Linked DNA regions of Homo sapiens: region 2 is linked to region 1. Evidence: chromatin contacts called from ENCODE Hi-C or POLR2A ChIA-PET data. All regions are on one chromosome and are shown on one strand. Each heading gives the region's core, a stretch centred on a gene start or an enhancer-like site at or near the end of the contact. The rest is flanking DNA. Distances are from core to core; before and after follow the strand shown. Region 1 has its middle 14 kb from the start of LINC00297. Region 2 has its middle 5.3 kb from the start of LINC00365.

Region 1 (2,655 bases), core at 53-2,552:
GCAGAATTGAAGTCTCCAGGGGTGTGGCTCAGCAATGTGCATTTTAACAAGCCCTCCAGATGATTCCTGTAACTGCTAAAGTTCGAGGACCACAGGTGTTATGCATGGGTGTGTTGCAGTGGAGCTGGAAAGGAATTGCTGTTAAGTATTTCAGCTGGGCACAGTGGCTCACAACTGTGATCCCAGTACTTTGGGAGGCTAAGGTGGGAGGATTGTTTGAACCAGAAGTTCGAGGCCAGTGTGGGCAACATGGCAAGACCCCCATCTCTAAAAACATTATTTTTTTTTTTAAAAAAAAAAAAAAGGACAGTAGTGTGTGAGGTGGGCCTGGTGGCTCATGCCTATAATTTTAGCACTTTGGGAGGCCAAGGCAGGAGGACTGCTTGAGCTCAGGAGTTTAAGATCAACCTGGGCTACACAGTGAGACCTTGTCTCCACAAAAAATAAACAAAATTAGCCACGATGGTGGTATACACCTCTGGTCCTCTACTCAAGAGGCTGAGGTGAGAGCATCACTTGAGCCCCAGAAGTCAAGGCTACAGTGAGCTATGAGCCATTATTGTGCCACCACACTCCAGCCTGGGTGTCAGAGCGAGAGCTTATCTCTACAAAAAAAAAAAGAACAATAGTGTGTGGAAGAAGCTCATTGTTCTAGGGAAGCACAGAGTGCAAGGCAACTCCATCACCCCATGGAGAGGACTTTCCACAGCCTATTTCTTTGCACTGAATGATTCCACTCTTAGGATGAAATGTGCAGTCTTCTTGATCCAATATTGTATTGATTTGAAGTGTCCATTCCAAGTGGCTTCCAGAAGGAAGTAAAACAACTCAAATTAAAAAATATCTCCATTCTTTCTTGCTTATGTTCTTTGATCAAGTTGTCTTTGTGCTCTTATGAAATGGCTACAGCCCAGTCCTCACAGCCCAACATAAGTTTGCCAAAAGATACTCTGGGAATCCTAAATGGTTATCAATGATGTCACCTGATAGGCAGCATTAGATGTCCACACGATGCACTTAGAACAAACACTTCCTACATACAATGACACTCATTTTCTTTCGTTTTCCTCTTCTCTTCTTTTTTCCTCCCTACATCATCTTTAGCTGAGAAGGTAGTAATGCTGCAGACGAGCTCTCCTTATCAAATGTATCAGGCCTGGACACAGCTGTGTGGGAAGCAAGGCTGCTTGCGATGTCAGCCGCCTCCAGGATCTCCTGGGTCAAAAGGACTTATTTTGCAGTTGAATCTGTTGTGTCTCATGTTTTTCTGCTTCTCTGGAGAGGAATGCCCAAAGAGGCGTGGCTGAGAGGTTAACCACAGTTATGCAGACAACAGCTGGCTGCTTTTCTCATCGCTTCCTAAGGGTTTAATTTTGGATCCTGTCCAAATAGCTATGTTTTGGATAGAAAGTGGGAAAACAGCCCAATTGAGATTGCTTTAGTTGCCTATATGATGGACATCATCCTCATAGGTTTCAACTGGAGGCTTGAGGTTATGTTTTCAATGACTAATATATGTCTTTATTTAAATTCCATCACAGGAAAACCTAATACCTGCTAGTCACAGCTGTTGAAAATTGTATAACTACAGTCTACCATTAATCGAATGCTTGCAATGTGCTAGGCGTTATGTTGATATTTCCTGCTATAACCACATGTCAACTATCTAAAGGAGGTTTTATTACCCCATTTTGCAGCTATGGAAACTGAAGCTGAGAGAGATTAAGTAATTTGTTCAGGGTTATATAGCAAGTAAGTTGCAAGATTGGAATTTGATTCAGGTGTGTCTGACTCCACCCTGTTATGGCGTCTCTCTGATATCCCTGTAGTGAAGGGATAAAATGATGACATTCATTTGGTTAAAGAACACTGATTCCGTCTTCTAGAAATGTGCTCTGGCCAGGCTCAGACACAGCATTCTAGACCAATGACTGCATCACTGATTTCTTATCAGCCTAAAGCTGATCAAATTGCAGGGGAATTTACTGATAAATGATAGATTCCAGAGCTGGCAAACAGGTTTTTCGCGCCAATTCTGATTATTTTTTCATGCACGCATGAAGTGCTGTGTTGAGAAAGTGTCTGAGGCCACATGTGAGCCCAGGGGCAAGGTGTACTCTGATGGATAAGGTGACATCTGGCCTGGCATCAAGAGAGGCAACTACAGAGGATATGATAAATATTTTGTAATATTTGATATATTGAATTGGGTGCCAAGTGTCCTAAAATTTAGGCTCAGACCTTGAATTTAGATTTTATAATAATTGCCATTGAAAATTAAGTATCATAAAAATGCGCTCAGTAAAATGTGGTGTTACCTCATCAGTTCTGTGTGATGTGGGAGATGATGAAACACCACAATAGATTGGATTAGAATTGATGCAAGCATGCTTCATTCTAAGGAAACCTACACTCAAAAGATTACAAATTATGAGATTCTCAACCTTACAAAAGGATTACTGGGATGCTTTTAAAGAGTAACATCACCTCAGCACTACCCCAAACACACCCAATGCATGCAAAGAGTCTTTCATGATCCCATTCAAGATGGAAGAGGGAGTCAGAATAAGAAACTAAACTTGCTATTGTTGGCATATTGTTAATACTATCCAATGTGATCTACAGATTCAATGCAATCCTTATGAAAATTCCAAT
Region 2 (2,655 bases), core at 62-2,561, 210 kb before region 1:
TTGCATTTATAACTCATTCATTCCTTGCCAAAGTATCCGTGGTTCCAGGAGAAAGAGCCAACGCGGCTATATTTGCCCCGCAGACAAGTAAGTGTTTCGTTGCCATTGGGTTCACGACATGCAGGTGCATAACATTCTCTGCCTGCACTTTCCGGGCCTTACTTACCATTCTTCCTTTCTATCGCATCTCCTTTCTTTCATTCCTTAAGCCTGTGGGAATCCTGCCACCAAGCCCTCTGATGGGAAAATGCGTCCACTGTTTTCTTTAGCTGAAAACTACCCCTAAACTACTGAAGGGGAAAGCCCAGCGCTGGGGAACCGGTGTCCGCCAGGGGGAGCCGTGGTTTCTGTCTGGGGACGCAGCGCTCCGGGCCAGCACCTGGCTGCGACGGCTGCGCGGGGACGCAGTGCGCGCGCCTCACGCGCCGCGAGCTGACTCAGGCTTGCAGGTTGCAGCGGCGCTCGCCTGCCTGGGCGCTGCGGCTCGCGGGGTGCCGGCCTGCAGCCAGGGGCACGGGGCCTGGCGCAGAGCCAGGCGACGAGCGACGGGGGCTTGAACCAGCTTGGGCCCCGCGACCTGCCCCGGCCGGGGGTGGACGGCGCGGCGCCGGGCAGCGAGCACCTGGGCGGGGACGCGCTCGGTGAACGGGGTCACAGAGTCACTAATGGCTCCCGCCACCCCCGCCGCCGCCGCCGCCTCCCGCAGCCGCCCGCGCGGCGGAGGAAATGGACCTGCCAGAGGATTGATCTCCCTGGGAAATGGCTGCGTCGGCGCTGCGGTTCCAAGGAGTCTGGCAGCCTCGCTGCAGTGTCCTTCCAGAGCCATCCCCTGCAGCCCTCGTGCCTCTCTGCCCTTTTTTTCCTCTTACAAAAACAAAATGTTTCTAAATTTCCAGCCAGGGGGCCCTATCCTCAATAGATCTGTCATTCACTGGGGCCCTTGAAATCATGGGTCATTGCAAGCAATTTTCTAAACTTCGTTTTTAGCTGGGGAAACTCCCCAGGGTCTGTGGTCAAGGGAGAGCAGGGGTATTTAAAAGCTGACCCTTGTAACCCACTGCTCTCCCTTCTCCTTTGAAGATAAAGGGAGGGCGGGGTTCTGAACACTGACTCGAGGAAGTTTGGGAATTCTCGTGCCCACGTTCCTGCTAAGGAGTGGCTAGTGGAGCGTGAGAGCAGTTACTGTGAGCCAGACCCGTGCTAAGCCCCACATTGAAGGCATTTCGTGCTCCAAGGAATCCGATCACTCTCATTTTACAGAGGACAAAATCAGGGCTCAGCGAGGCCTGGTCATTTGCCAAAGCTTACACACCTAGGCTCTGCCAGAGGCACCCTTGTCACTTAACTCCCCGACTGAGTCCCCTTAACCTCCACCCAGAGAGGAGAGGTTCCCGGAGTGGTTTAAGAGATAACAACTCCCCTATTGACGGGGGCGAGGAGTAGGCAAAGTGGGATCCCCAAGCCATTGCCAGAGACTTCCGGGTTCAAGAGTGGTTCAAGAGTCCTTGTGTACAAAAAGAGCAGATAAAGAGTTTGCTTCAGGCACTCTCAGCATCAAAGTCACCTAACATTTGCCCAGCTTAGGGGGTGGGGGGAGTTTGGGGGGTATATCAGTTTGCTAGGCATAGTATAATATCATAGACTGGGTGGCTTAGACAACAGACATAGATGTTCTCACTGTTCTGGAGGCTGGACGTCCGAGATAAAGATGTAGTCCGGGCGTGTTTCTCCAGGGCCTCCTTGGCTGCCTTTTGCTGTGTGCTCACATGGGTTTTCCTCTGTGCATGCACTTGTCTATGTCCAGATTTCCTCTTTGTATGAGGACACCAGTCAGATGGGATTAGGGCCTACTCTAAGACCTCATCTTAACTTAATTAACTCTGTAAAGCTCTTATCTCCAAATACAGTTACATTCTGAGGCACTAGACGGCAACAGGATTTTTTGGGGGGGGGTGGGGAGAGGGGTAAAATTCAGCCCTAAGAGGGGTCCAAATAAATGTTACTTGTAAGATACCACACCTTGAAAAATGTGTGTTCCTATTCCGTATGTAAATCAGTCAGGTTTTTATTTTTGCACATAAACATCTTTCCGAAGAACAGAGAGCCCTGAGAAAAATGCCCAAGCACTCTGTACTCTGTCTATTCATTGTTTTTTAGGAGTCATGAGTCTTTGGTTTGGCTCAAGCAAAATCATGTGTGAAATCCAATAAATGGGAAGTCTTTATTGCTCAACCGCTTTTGAAAAATATCTATCATTGAGGCCAGTTTTTTTTTTTCTCCTGTCAGGTCTCATGATTTTCTACTGAAACCAACTCTGGAGTAAAAGGCTTACGTTGGCAGGAGAGTGTAGTACCTAAGGGCGGACGCTAGATGACGCCCCGGGTAGAGGCAGGGAGGAAACAAAATGTCTGCAGCCTCAGCTCAGGCTTTGATTCGGCTGGAATGCGTTCATTCATTCTTGAAGTTGGAGTTTTTCAATCAAAATGAAACCTACTGCTCTGACTCTAATGGAAAAGTCAGGGTTTTGTTTTGTTTTGTTTTTTAATGGTAATGAGCAGTATGTGATCTAATCGAGGAATTATAATTGATCGATGCTAAAGTGATTATTACCAGGAGCTCTCGTTTTTCTGTTAGACATCTTCAGTGGCTGTTCTC

What was found. A loop is a pair of places that touch in the nucleus more often than their neighbours do. ChIA-PET counts read pairs that join two places held with the same protein, here RNA polymerase II (POLR2A). Pooled maps may share reads with other maps.
Region 2: a loop to region 1 is called in a pooled map, with 4 times the contacts of the local background. The contact joins two enhancer-like sites. A Hi-C loop is called at or near these places in 6 of 50 pooled maps. POLR2A ChIA-PET finds 5 or more read pairs at or near these places in 2 of 52 experiments (A673 and MCF 10A).

What each region holds. Positions count from the first base shown.
Region 1 is chr13:29,901,123-29,903,777 of GRCh38, reverse strand. No RefSeq gene overlaps it. Among named protein-coding and RNA genes, the nearest start is that of LINC00297, 14 kb to the right of the region's middle. Within about 2 kb of position 1,302, at least 10 of the 41 ENCODE cell types and tissues checked have a DNase peak (open chromatin) inside an H3K27ac peak, as active enhancers do.
Region 2 is chr13:30,112,852-30,115,506 of GRCh38, reverse strand. No RefSeq gene overlaps it. Among named protein-coding and RNA genes, the nearest start is that of LINC00365, 5.3 kb to the right of the region's middle. RefSeq lists a silencer at 364-713. Within about 2 kb of position 1,311, at least 26 of the 41 ENCODE cell types and tissues checked have a DNase peak (open chromatin) inside an H3K27ac peak, as active enhancers do.